Regions from separate parts of the Mus musculus genome. Here regions 1 and 3 are each linked to region 2. Evidence: chromatin loops called from intact Hi-C (ENCODE). Cell type or tissue: left cerebral cortex. All regions are shown on one strand.

What was found. A loop is a pair of places that touch in the nucleus more often than their neighbours do. Peaks named below come from ENCODE experiments on the same cell type or tissue, not always from the same donor. Only the 100,000 strongest peaks of a DNase experiment are listed, where the experiment ranks them.
Region 1: a loop joins it to region 2, with 2.2 times the contacts of the local background. A loop is called at or near these places in 4 of 42 quality-filtered maps.
Region 3: a loop joins it to region 2, with 2.1 times the contacts of the local background. A loop is called at or near these places in 2 of 42 quality-filtered maps.

What each region holds. Positions count from the first base shown.
Region 1 is chr12:113,399,819-113,403,818 of GRCm38, forward strand. It overlaps Igh. Among named protein-coding and RNA genes, the nearest start is that of Adam6b, 88 kb to the right of the region's middle. In left cerebral cortex, no CTCF peak of the experiment used is centred here; a DNase peak (open chromatin) is centred at 1,983.
Region 2 is chr12:113,218,533-113,222,532 of GRCm38, forward strand. No RefSeq gene overlaps it. Among named protein-coding and RNA genes, the nearest start is that of Gm25622, 6.4 kb to the left of the region's middle. In left cerebral cortex, CTCF peaks have their summits at 1,519 (motif pointing right), 2,160, 2,878 (motif pointing right), 3,717 (motif pointing right) and 1 weaker place; DNase peaks (open chromatin) are centred at 1,521, 2,159, 3,028, 3,719 and 1 more place.
Region 3 is chr12:113,319,286-113,323,285 of GRCm38, forward strand. It overlaps Igh. Among named protein-coding and RNA genes, the nearest start is that of Gm25622, 110 kb to the left of the region's middle. In left cerebral cortex, no CTCF peak of the experiment used is centred here; DNase peaks (open chromatin) are centred at 2,008 and 3,084.

The DNA of each region.
Region 1 (4,000 bases), 180 kb after region 2:
CAGGGCCCCCAATGGAGGAGCTAGAGAAAGTGCCCAAGGAGCTAAAGGGATCTGCAACCCTATAGGTGGAACAACATTATGAACTAACCAGTACCCGGAGCTCTTGACTCTAGCTGCATATGTATCAAAAGATGGCCTAGTTGGCCATCACTGGAAAGAGAGGCCTATTGGACTTGCAAACTTTATATGCCCCAGTACAGGGGAACACCAGGGCCAAAAAGTGGGAGTGGGTGGGTAAGGGAGTGGGGGGGGAGGGTATGGGGGACTTTTGGGATAGCATTGGAAATGTAAATGAGGAAAATACCTAATTAAAAATATTAAAAAAAATAAAGCTTAAAAAAAATTCTGTAAAATAGATCTTTTGGAGGTTCACCATCTCTGACTCCAAGCTGTACTACAGAGCAATAGTAATAAAAAATTCATGATACTAGTATAGAAACAGACAGGTTGATGAATAGAATTGAATCAAAGACCTGGAAATAAACCCACACACCTATGGACACTTGATTTTTGACCAAGAAGCCAAAACCATACAATGGAGACAGGGACACATGTTCAGCAAATGGTGCTGCTTTAATTGGATGTCTGCATGTAGAAGAATGCAAATAGATCTATATTTATCAACCAGCACAACACTCAACTTCAAGTGGATAAAAAACCTCAAGGTAAAACCAGATACATTAAACCTAACAAGAGAAAGTTGAGAATAGCCTGGAGCACATTGTTTGGTGCAGGAGACAACTTCCTGAGTTCAACATGAATAGCTCAACCACTAAGGTCAGCAATTAATAAATGGGACCTTGTGAAACTGACAAACTTCTGTAAGACTAAGGACACTGTCAATTGGGTAAAATGGCAGCCTATGGAAAAGGAAAAGATCTTCACCAATCCTACACCTGACAGGAGGGCTTATATCCAAAATATATAAAGTACTCAAGAAGCCAGACACCAACAAACCAAAGAACCCAATTAAAAAGTGAGGTACAGAGCTAAACAGAGAATTCTCAACAGAGGAATCTCTAATAGCCAAGAAACACTTAAAGGAATGTTCACAGTCCTTAGTCATCAGGGAAATGCAAATCAAAAGACTCTGAGATTCCACCTTATATCCATCAGAATAGCTAAAATCAAAAACTCAGGCGACAGCTAATGCTGCTGCTGAGAATCTGGAGCAAGGGAAATAATCCACTGTTGGTGGGGATGCAAACTTGTAAACCATGTTGGAAAACAACTTGGAAGTTTCTCAGAAATTTTGGAATAGTTCTACCTCAAGACCCAGCTATACCACTTTTGGGCATATACCCAAATGATGCTTCACCATACCACAAGGACACTTGCTCAACTATGTTCATAGCAGCTTTATTCACAATAGCCAGAAACTGGAAACAACCCAGATGCCCCTCAACTGAAAAAAAATGGATAAATAAAATGTGGTTCACATTTAATTGCTACACAATGGAATACTAGTCAGCTTTTGAAAGCAAGGATATCATGAATTTTGCAGGCAAATGGATGGGACTAGAAAATGTCATCCTGAGTTAGGTAACCCAGCTCCCAAAGGACATGGATGGTATATACTCACGTATAAGTGGATATTAGCCATAAAGTACAGGATAACCATGCTGTATTCCATAGACCCAAAGATTCCAAATAACAAGAAGGACCCAAGGGAGGATGCTAGAATCTTATGCAGAAGGGGAAATAAAATAGACATCTGAGGTGAATGGAGGGAGGGAACTGTATGGGAGAGAGGATGGGCCAGGAAACAGTCAGGGGCAGATCTGTGTAGGGAGAGTTTGGAAGAGAGAATGAAAAAAAAGTTGCTTGTAGGGGGAGGGAGCATCTCTAGGATGTGCTGGAGATCTGGAGTGGGGGAGGCTTTGGGGAATCTCTGGGAATGAATCTAGCTGAGATTCCTAGCAGTGGGACATATGGAGCTTGAAGTGAACTGTAAACTGTAATCTGTAAACTGGCAGGACTCCCAGCAGAGGGATAAAGACAGCACCCCACCCACAAAAACTTCCACCCCAAATTTGTGTTGCCTACAAGATGTGGAAGGACAAAGATGGAGCAGAGATTGAGGGAATGGCCAGCCAATGACTGACTCAGTTTGAGATCCATCCCATGGGCTAGAACCAATCCCTGACATTGTTAATGCATTTGCAGACAGGAGCCTAGCATACTGTCCTCTGAGAGGCTTCACCTAGCAGCTGACTTGAACAGATTCAAAGACTTTCAGTCAAACATTAGACTGAGCTGTGGGGAGTCTTGTGGGAGAGTTGGGGGAAGGATTCAGGGACTGGGAGTGGATAGGAACTCCATAAGGAGACCAACAGAGTCAACTAACCTGGACTCTTGCGGGCTTTCAGAGACTGAACCACCAACTAAAGAGCATACAAGGGCTGGACCTAGACACCCCCTCCCAATATGTAGCAGGTGTACAACTTGTTCTTCATGCAGGTCACTGTGTCTGACTCCGTTGCTTTCCTGTGGATCCCATTCCCATACTTGGGCTGCCATGTCTGGTCTCAGTGGTATAGGAAACAGCTATGCAATGACTTGATGTGGGGTGGTGGGTTGATACATAGGGGTCCTCTCCCTTCTTAGACGAAATGGGGAGGGATGATCGGAGGCAGGAAGTTCTGTGTGAGAGGGGATTGGAGGGGTCTGTGATCAATATGTAAACTGAATAACTTTCCTCTGTGGTTAAATATGTCTGTCTTACTTTATTAAACCATGTTTTGGTGTTCTCAGAAAGTGGTTATTCACCCAGAAACAATATACATATTCCCTAGGATTCCTTCTAGTCTCGTTGATCCTCCAAGCCATAATTTACTTTTTTGTACTCACGATAAGGACAGAAACTAATTCTATTGATTTCTTTCATCCTCCATTCGATTTGAATTGCATATATTCCAGAATAAATTCAGCCAGGGCATTCATAGGGTGGCCAGATTGTGGGCTGCAGAGCTGCATTTGGAGACTTGCAGGTCTGTCTATACTTTTTACTCTATACTGAAGTCCAGCTTCTGCTAGGCACTAAAGTTTCAATCCTCAAGCTGAGAGAGGGGTCCCAGGCTGCTGGTGGGTAAAGGCTCTGGTTTCAGTGTGGGTAGGAGTGTGTCCTGTTTGTTGCCACATTTGGAAACAGACGCTTCTGCTCAGTAGCCACCTGTGAGGAGGCTGTTGGTGGGAATGAGCTGTGAGTTCCTGCCTGAGTGATAGGACTGATTTACAGCTTGTGGCTTTGTCTGTGGGAATGGTATCAACCCATGGGTTTACGGAATCCAGGGGCCATGAGTGTGTCACATGACTCCACTGGGTAGATTTCTGTAGTGTAGTGGTCCTGTATAATCTGACACTCCTGAATCAAGAGGAGGGAAGAGGAGGGGAGGGGAGGGGAAAGGGGGGAGAGGAGAGAAGAGGAGGGGAGGGGAGAGGAGGGGAGAGGAGGGGAGGGGAGGGGAGGCATGCATAACCTGGTTGCAGGTTATGAGCTCACGTGGCAGAGCTGGGAATGTGCTCCACGAGTTTTGGCTCTTTATGCTTGACAATGACCATGAACATCACGGTGTAGTTTTCATAATGAATTTTAGATTTAGAAAAGTTGCAATGAACCAAACAGCGCCGACTCTTAGGAGAGGTTACAGAGTTTGGGCCTTGGATTTTGGTAACCCATATTTTCTCTGACACCCAGTGGCTTATTGATAGGTTCTACTGTAAACACAAAGCCAGAAAAAAAAACAAACCAAACCAAAACAAAACTCTGGGAGTCATTACTTGGGGGCAACAGGGGTGGTGACAGTTATTCTTCTAGATGGCTTTCTCTAGAAGTTTGGGATGGGTATTCTCAGGGCAGCTGTGAAGCCAATGCCTCTTGTAGCCCACAGCCCCCTTAAGGTTGCTAGCGATTCACTCACTCTCTCATTTATCCATTCACACACAGTCCTCTGATTCTCCTTTGCTCTCTGTGTCCTGGAATCAGAGTAAAAAAACCAAA
Region 2 (4,000 bases):
AAACTCTTTCCTCCCCAGCTTGCTTCTTGGTCGTGATGTTTGTGCAGGAATAGAAACCCTGACTAAGACAACCCCCAACTAGGGTCAGTTCTCATCTGGTCCGGACTCAACTCCTAGCGTCCCAGGCCCGACACACCTCAGTGGCGCCCCTCTCTCAGACTGACTACAGTCTGGTCAACCAGAGTGCCATGGACCACCCCAGTCGGGTATGGGGGTCCCTGGAATGAGGGTCCTCGAAGCTAGGTGGGTAAGGATTCGGTGGTGACAAACAGAAACAAACACAGAGGCAGTTTGCATCTGAGTGTATTTTGCAGATCTCAAGTAGGATTTTGTTGTTGTTGTTGAGACAGGGTTTCTCTGTATAGTCCTGACTGTCCTGGAACTCACTTTGTAGACCAGGCTGGGTTCGAACTCAGAAATCCGCCTGCCTCTGCCTCCTGAGTGCTGGGATTAAAGGCGTGCTCCACCACCTCTGGGCTCAAGCAGGGGATTTTATACATTAAAAAACCAAACATCACATTTCTTCCAAACATCACATCTCTTAGAAACTGTATCCAGTGAAACAATCACAAATACCCACAAAAATCATTTGGCACAGTAAAGCACAAAAATCATCCAAGCATTACAACTCTGAAACTATGTATTCAGTGAATCACAAACAGAGCAAGTAACATCATTATTAATATAAATCATCAAAATATAACAACAATTCTAAAAGAATGTATTCAGTGGGGCAGTCGTCCAAGGCTAGTGGTATACTTCCAAGAGCAGGTTAATAAATCTTTATGGTCAGTGCTCTTAACTGCTGAGCTAACTCTCCAGCCACTTATGGTCAATTATTATTTAACATCTAATGTCTGATTTTTAAAATAAATCTTCATTGCATAAATTTAAACCATTTTAATTCTTTCTAATTAAGGCTTTCTTTACTATATACCAAAACCCACCTCCGATGACACACGTGTAACCATATGAAATTTTATTGTTGGGAAAGTTTTTTATCATAATAGTTTTATAAATGATTTAAAAAGTAAAGTGTTGGTTTCCCTGGGGATAAGGTCATGTTAGTGGCCCCATCTCTAGGGATGGTTTCTTACCCATTATTCTCGCTTAAGATCTTGGCCTAGGCTTCCAGGAACATGTAAATAAGAAAAGGAATAAGAGAAAACAAAACAGATAGATTGCCATGAGAACTATGGCTCAATAATTTTTCTCCGGCAAAGAGTTCCATAGTTGGTTCCAGGAAGTCTTCCCCTTTTGAGGTCGATCGCCACAGTCTGTGGAACTTGTCACACAGATCCAACTGGGGGTGGTGTGGCACCAGAGAATCCTGGCCAATAGCGAGACTGTAACACCATCACACAATCTCTATTTCTACCAGTGTTGGCCTCTTACACACACAGCGGCATATATACATGCTCTCTGAGTACGTGTTTGTCACTTGTGCCTGAGAGTCTACCCGGCTGGGTGGGGCCAATTCTTTGAACTTGGCTTAGCAGAGGTTGCAGTGGTGCATCTAGCCACCAGGGGGCACATGAGCTCTGCACTGTGCATTGTGGTCCTTAGTTGACCTGCCAATGTGATCTGACTCCACTGTTCCAGGGCAGGGACTGACCACACTCCCTCAGTGTCAGACAGTGGGTATCCCACCATGCCTTAGAAACTCAAAGCCCACAGGGAAGTGTAGGTGGGGTTGGCTGGAGACACTGGCCCTCAGAATTCCTTAATTCTGTCAAATTTCACGAACATCTCTTCACTTCAGTCATAAATTCTCTTAGTGTGGGGTGTGGCTGTGTGTCCACATGGGATGTGGAGTCTAGGCTGCTGAGGAGCCTGGCTTGGGCCTTGGAACCTGCTGCCAGTAACTGTGCACACACATGGCATGCACAGAGCCTGGGCATTACCATGAGGTGGACATGAGCCTGGGTGGGTAAGCCTGCACCCCTACCTTCACTACCAAGTGCAGCCTTAGACACATGGGACACATGCCCTTCCCCATCGTAACTGTATGACTAGTCAGAGCATGCGCTGTCTCCCACACTAGAGGAAGAGCTACTGACCCCACCTGCCTTGAGAAAACAGCCCTTCCCCAACCTGCTCTAAGAGCTCTAAGGAGAGTTTCGAGTAGGCAGTAAGTGCAATTCTACCAGAGGCCACATGAGGCCAGTAGAGTCTTGCTCTTGCAGGCCTCAGGCCCATGCTGGTTAGAACAGGGCTGGGAGGAACTTTGTAGTCATAGTAGACTCTGTGGAGCTCTGAGCTCAGAGCCCCTCCTGGTGACTGCAATTTGGTCAGTCAGAGAATCCCGGTCAACAGTGAGACTTTAACACCATCACATGACCTCTGGATTTCTACCAATGTTGTTTTCTCTCCACGCCCGACTCATTTGTGATGTGAACAGTGCTGGAGCCTCAGCGGGGAGGAGGATTAGAGACATAAATGTCTAAACACACACACACACACACACACACACACACACACACACACACACACACACACACACACTGGAGGGTCAGAGATGTCTAGTTGGGCCTTCGTCTCTTCTGTTATTTGGCGACTCCATTTAGATTTCTTTCACATATGTATATATATATATTTTAAAAAAATTATTTACTTATTATATGTAAGTACACTGTAGCTGTCTTCTGACACTCCAGAAGAGGGAGTCAGATCTCATTACGGATGGTTGTGAGCCACCATGTGGTTGCTGGGATTTGAACTCAGGATCTTTGGAAGAGCAGTCAGTGCTCTTAACCACTGTGCCATCTCTCCAGCCCCCTATATGTATATATTTTAAGAAGCTTCTATCGTAGTAGTTTTCTGTAGGTGCCAGGTTTTGAACTTGGCTTGGCACAGCATGCAGTGGTGCATCTGTCCACCAGGGGGCACCTGAGCACTACGCTGTGGTCATTGTGGAGACGCCACAGGTGTATCTCAGGTGCTTAGGCAACCAGCTAGTGTGACAGCCCTGACCAGTCTCACGACTGGCCTAACCGTGCTTCCTCAGTGCCAGACACCAGATTGCAAAGTATCGTTAGGCCCTAGGAACCCAACAGGTATTAGGGACAGTGCAGGTCGGGGGCGGGGCGGCTGGAGCTGGTGGCCCTGGGTACCCCCTAATTCTGTTGACACTTAGCCCTCTCCCCACCTACCTCAGTTATTAATTCTCTTTGTTTCCTGGCGTGTCCATGGATCTGTGTGGAATATGGGACTGTAGACTGCCCAGGAGCCCAGACTGGGGCTTATTTATTTATGTAATTTTTTATTTTTCCTGTTGCTGGTACATTGTGCACAAGATATGTACAGAGTCTTGGGGTAACCACGAGGAGAATATAAGCCTTCTCTCCCAAACTGCAGTACAAGCCTGAACTCTCAACTTGATCATCAAAACCCAGGCATGTACTCCTGGTCGCTTTAGCTCAGTGGTTCTCAATCTTCCTTACGTTGTGACCTTTTAATACAGCTCTTTATGTTGTCATCCCAACCGTAAAATTATTTTTTTTGCTACCTCATAACTGTAATTTGTTTACTGTTTCAAATCATCTGACTTTCAACTAGTGTGGAAAAGACATCGGACCCCTTAGCGGGGATCCTGACACACAGGTTGAGAACCAGTGCCTTAGTCCCTCTGCGCCTGCGTAAGAGGAGCTTCCTGTGGGCTGCAAAGATAATACCACCAATGGCCACATGGTGGCAGCAGAGATCTGCTCCTGGGGGCACCTTCTCCAGTCGCAGTTCCTGTTCCCCTGTCATACTATTTCCACCAGTGTCTACATTTATCATGGGTGATACATGAACTCCCTGGGACACAGATGTGTAAACATGGGGACACACACATGGACATTTGCGTGTGTACATACTCTGGGTCTGTTTTGTTACTGAAAGTACACCTGGTTGGGTAGAGCCAAGTATCTGAATCCGGCCTTCCGTGTGCAGTGACACACATGGTCACCAGGGGGCGCACGAGCCCTGTATTACACCACTCTGGAGCCCCAGCAGG
Region 3 (4,000 bases), 100 kb after region 2:
TGATAGGCATATAATGTGGGAACAGAGAAGTTAGACATAAAGGACAGATAAATGACACACACAAAATTTATAGCTCATGGAAAGAGATCTGGATTTAACCCAATGGTTGGTTCAGAACTCTCAAGATCTAACAGTCTCTGGAATGTCCTGCATAGACACCTCCACAGAAACCCTATCACTTAGTCCAGTCAAGGATTAAAGGTTAAATCCTTGGTGGATGGATTCAGAGTATGATGGCCATATTGGGAGGTGGTGATGGCAGGGGAGGGGCTAATGGAGGAAGTAAGTCTCTTGGGCATGAATTTGGGACTATATGGAAGTGACCAACTCTCCTGTCTTAGGTTTTCGCCCACTCTACAAGAATGGAATGGGAAGACATTGTGGGAAAAAAGGGTAATTTTATTTGCCATACATGAGAAACAGCTCAAATGTGGAAAAAAAAAATCTGAGGCCTTGCAGCAAGCTTAATCCCACCAGGAGAGGGTTGTGCCCCTGGCAAACTTTAGCGTACCTGAGACTCTCAGGAAGAATTGCAGAAGCCAAAGCTTTCAGAGGGCTTTGAAGTATCTTCCTGACAGCTTCTCCTTCCAGATATGCCAGATCTCTTTCCATGAGAAGTCCCTGCCTTTCTCTGTGACCCAGCAGTGACCATGACAGCCAATCTGAGCCACAAACATCCAGTCATCTCCTCTGCAGGGCTCCAGTCTCTCTAGAGTATTGTCTATCTCCCCACAGGCTTCCCACAGAGGCTGCCAAGCTCAAGCCCCATCTGCTAACCCCAGTTCTGCATGAACCCCACAGGTCAGTAGGGACCTTTCCCATCATCTATTGGTCAGTGCAGCCATTGAAGAGAAATAATTAAGCCTCTGTAGGTAGAGTTGACCTGGAGTGCTGGGTCTCTGCTATACCAGAGGCCTTGCCTGATCCTCTAAGGCTCCCCAACCAGTCCTTAGATCTTCACCGTTTGTCAGATATGGGCAGTGTCTCTGTACCCTGGTGTCGTCTCTGGCACTGCTCCCTTATGTGCCCATCACTGTCAGTGTGCTTCCAATGCTGCCTGCTGGGATTGGAGGGCAAAGGGCTCTCGCCTCAGGAGAGCCAGATGAACGGATAAATGAGCCAGTAGATGACGGAATGAGTGGGCCAGTGTGATGATGGCTCAGCAGATAAGGATGCTGAACTCCACTTCTAGGACCCACATGTTGAAGAGAGAGACCTGACTCTTGCAAGTTCTCTGATTTCTCTGTGTTCTATGGCTTGTACTCTCCCACCAACACACACACACACACAAATGCACACGCACACTTCAACAAATGAACAAACAAAAACAAACAAACACCTGAAATAGTGAATAGACAAATGACCATGTTGGGAGGCCAATGTTTCTCAGTATCTGCAACATCACTAGAGATCCTGGATGACACCTTCCCAAAGTCTGTCTACCTCAGCCTACTGAGAAAGTCTTCCTGGAAGGAATGTGGCCACAGGGAGGCTGTGTCCATATTCCTTTCTGGATTTTAGGCTTGATGTTTTCCATCACAGACCCCATCCACAAACCCCTGGGCAGCTCCAGGTAGCATAGGGTACCAAGGCTGGAGACCAATGGCCAGTTTTGGGGATAGAAGCTGCTTGATTTGATCCTGACAGCTTTTCTCCACATGGAAGATAAAAACTGTACAATGATATTTGTGGTACCACTCTAGCAAACCCTTCTATGCCAGGGTTCTCAAACCCTAACCCTGCTGCTTGAATTCATTTATACACAGCAACACAAAGGCATGCCTTCCACATGGCTCTCCTTGGGTGATAGAGGTGTCAACTACAATCCACGGCTCCACACATGCGATGATCTTGTGGCCCTGGAACCTCTGTAGGACGGTTGGTTAATGTTTTTCCCAGCACCAAAGCCACAGTCTGTAAGTCATCCTTGTCATGTGGGTTGCCGTGGTTGCCACGCTTCACAACTCTTTAACAGCCTCTTCACAGACGGCTTCTCAGCAGTAGCATCTGTTTCTAGCTGTGGTAACAAACAGGACACACGCTTGCCCACACCGAAAGCAAGGGCTCAGGCCTGCTCTGTGGCCCAGCAGACGCCATTCCTTCATCTTGAGGACTGAAGCTTCAATTTAGCAGAAACCAGGTCACAGTGTCCAGCTGGAAGGATGTCCAGTCCTCTAAATCTCTAGCTGTGGCTGTTCTGCCTATGCTGGGCTATGCTGGGTGTGACCTGGCTGAGTTTATCCTGTATAGCATACAAGGCCTCAAAAGAAAATTCGGGTGCTAGAAAGATGGCTGAGCAGTTAAGAGTATATGCTGCTTTTGCGAGGACTCCAAGTTTGGTTCTCTGTAACTGGCCAGATGGTTCACAGCCTCCGGGACTTCCAGCTTCAGGAATGAGATGCATTTTCAGACCTTCACTCGTGTACACGTACACACACACACACACACACACACACACACACACACACACACACACACACACACACACGCGCGCGCACGCACACGCACACGCGCACACACACACACACACACACACACACACACACACACACACACACACACGCGCACACATACACACACACACACACACCCCACCGAGAGAAGCAGAGAGATAGACAGAGATAGAATTGGTGGTTAAGGAAAGAAAATGATGTTTTGATTTTTGTTTTTTTTTGTTTTTTTTGTTATTGTAAGGTCCAAACACAACTTGTGGACCCAATGGCATTGGTAACCAGGACAAAAGGAGCCCTGTGAAATGTATATATTCTGTATCTATTCTTTGGATGTAAATAAGTACTTTCTCAGGATATACCTGCTCTAGGAACTTAAAAAAATAAGGTGCAAAGATTTGCTACAGGAAGAGAAAGCCCAGTGCAGGCAACATTAAAAAGGGGCTTTGGACAGCAAGGACCCAGCCCATGGGGTTCTAAGGGGGACAGGATCTCATCAAGGTATGATGGCCTCTGTTACATTCTGGGAAAGTATCTGGCCATGTTCATAAGGAATAGAATAGATTATCTGCTGGAGGAAATTTTAAGTCAGTACCACACTGAGGCTGTGGCATGGCTATGACTCATTTCTCATAAAGTGCTGTCTGGCAAGGATGGGAGCATGAACACCTTCAGCGATGCAGACAGAGAGGAAAAAAGATGTAGTCCTTAAAAAAATCATTACATTTGTGTGTGCAAGTGTGTGTGTGTGTGGTGTTGTGTTTATGTTGAATGTGTCTATGTATGATTGTGTGTGGGTGAATATGTGTGTGAGTGAATATGCGTGTGACTATGTGTATTGTGTGTGTGTTGTGTATAGATGTTTGTGTTGTGCTGTGTATGAATGTGTGTGTGTGTGTGTCTGTGTGTGTGTGGTGTGTATAGATGTTTGTGGTGTACTGTGTGGAATATGTGTGTGATTGTGTGTGGTGTGTGTGTGTGGTGTGTGTTCTGTGTGTGTATGTGTGTGCAGCGTGTATATGTGTGTTGTATTTATGTTGAATGTGTTTATGTGTAATTGTGTGCATGCACATGCCACGGTGCACACATAGAGGAGAACATTTGGGAATCAATTCATTTTCCTCTCTACCATATGCGTCCTGGTGATCAAATTCAGCTCCTGGATTTTCAGTGCACCTGGGCTTCTCCATCACCATTTCATACCCACTGAAGAGCTCCACACAGAGTGCCTTTTCCTCCTGAGCCGTTTTTGCAGTAGCTTTCTTTCTTGTTAGGGAATCTCACAATACTTGTAATGTATAAAACCAATCCCTATTCCCTCTCCTCCATTCCCTCTTCTTCCCCACTGGATTTCTTTCCTAACATCATTGGTCACTGGGAAGTGGGCATGTGCTCACCCCTCTCTCTGTTTGTCACTGTGGAGGGACCAGCTACCTCAGGTTCCTGCTCTCCCTTCCCATGGTGATAGACCCTAGGCTTAAACTGCCATTGAGGAAAACTGCTATTGTCAGGATGCAACAGAAAAGAAGGCAAGACTCTTGCTTCGGGGA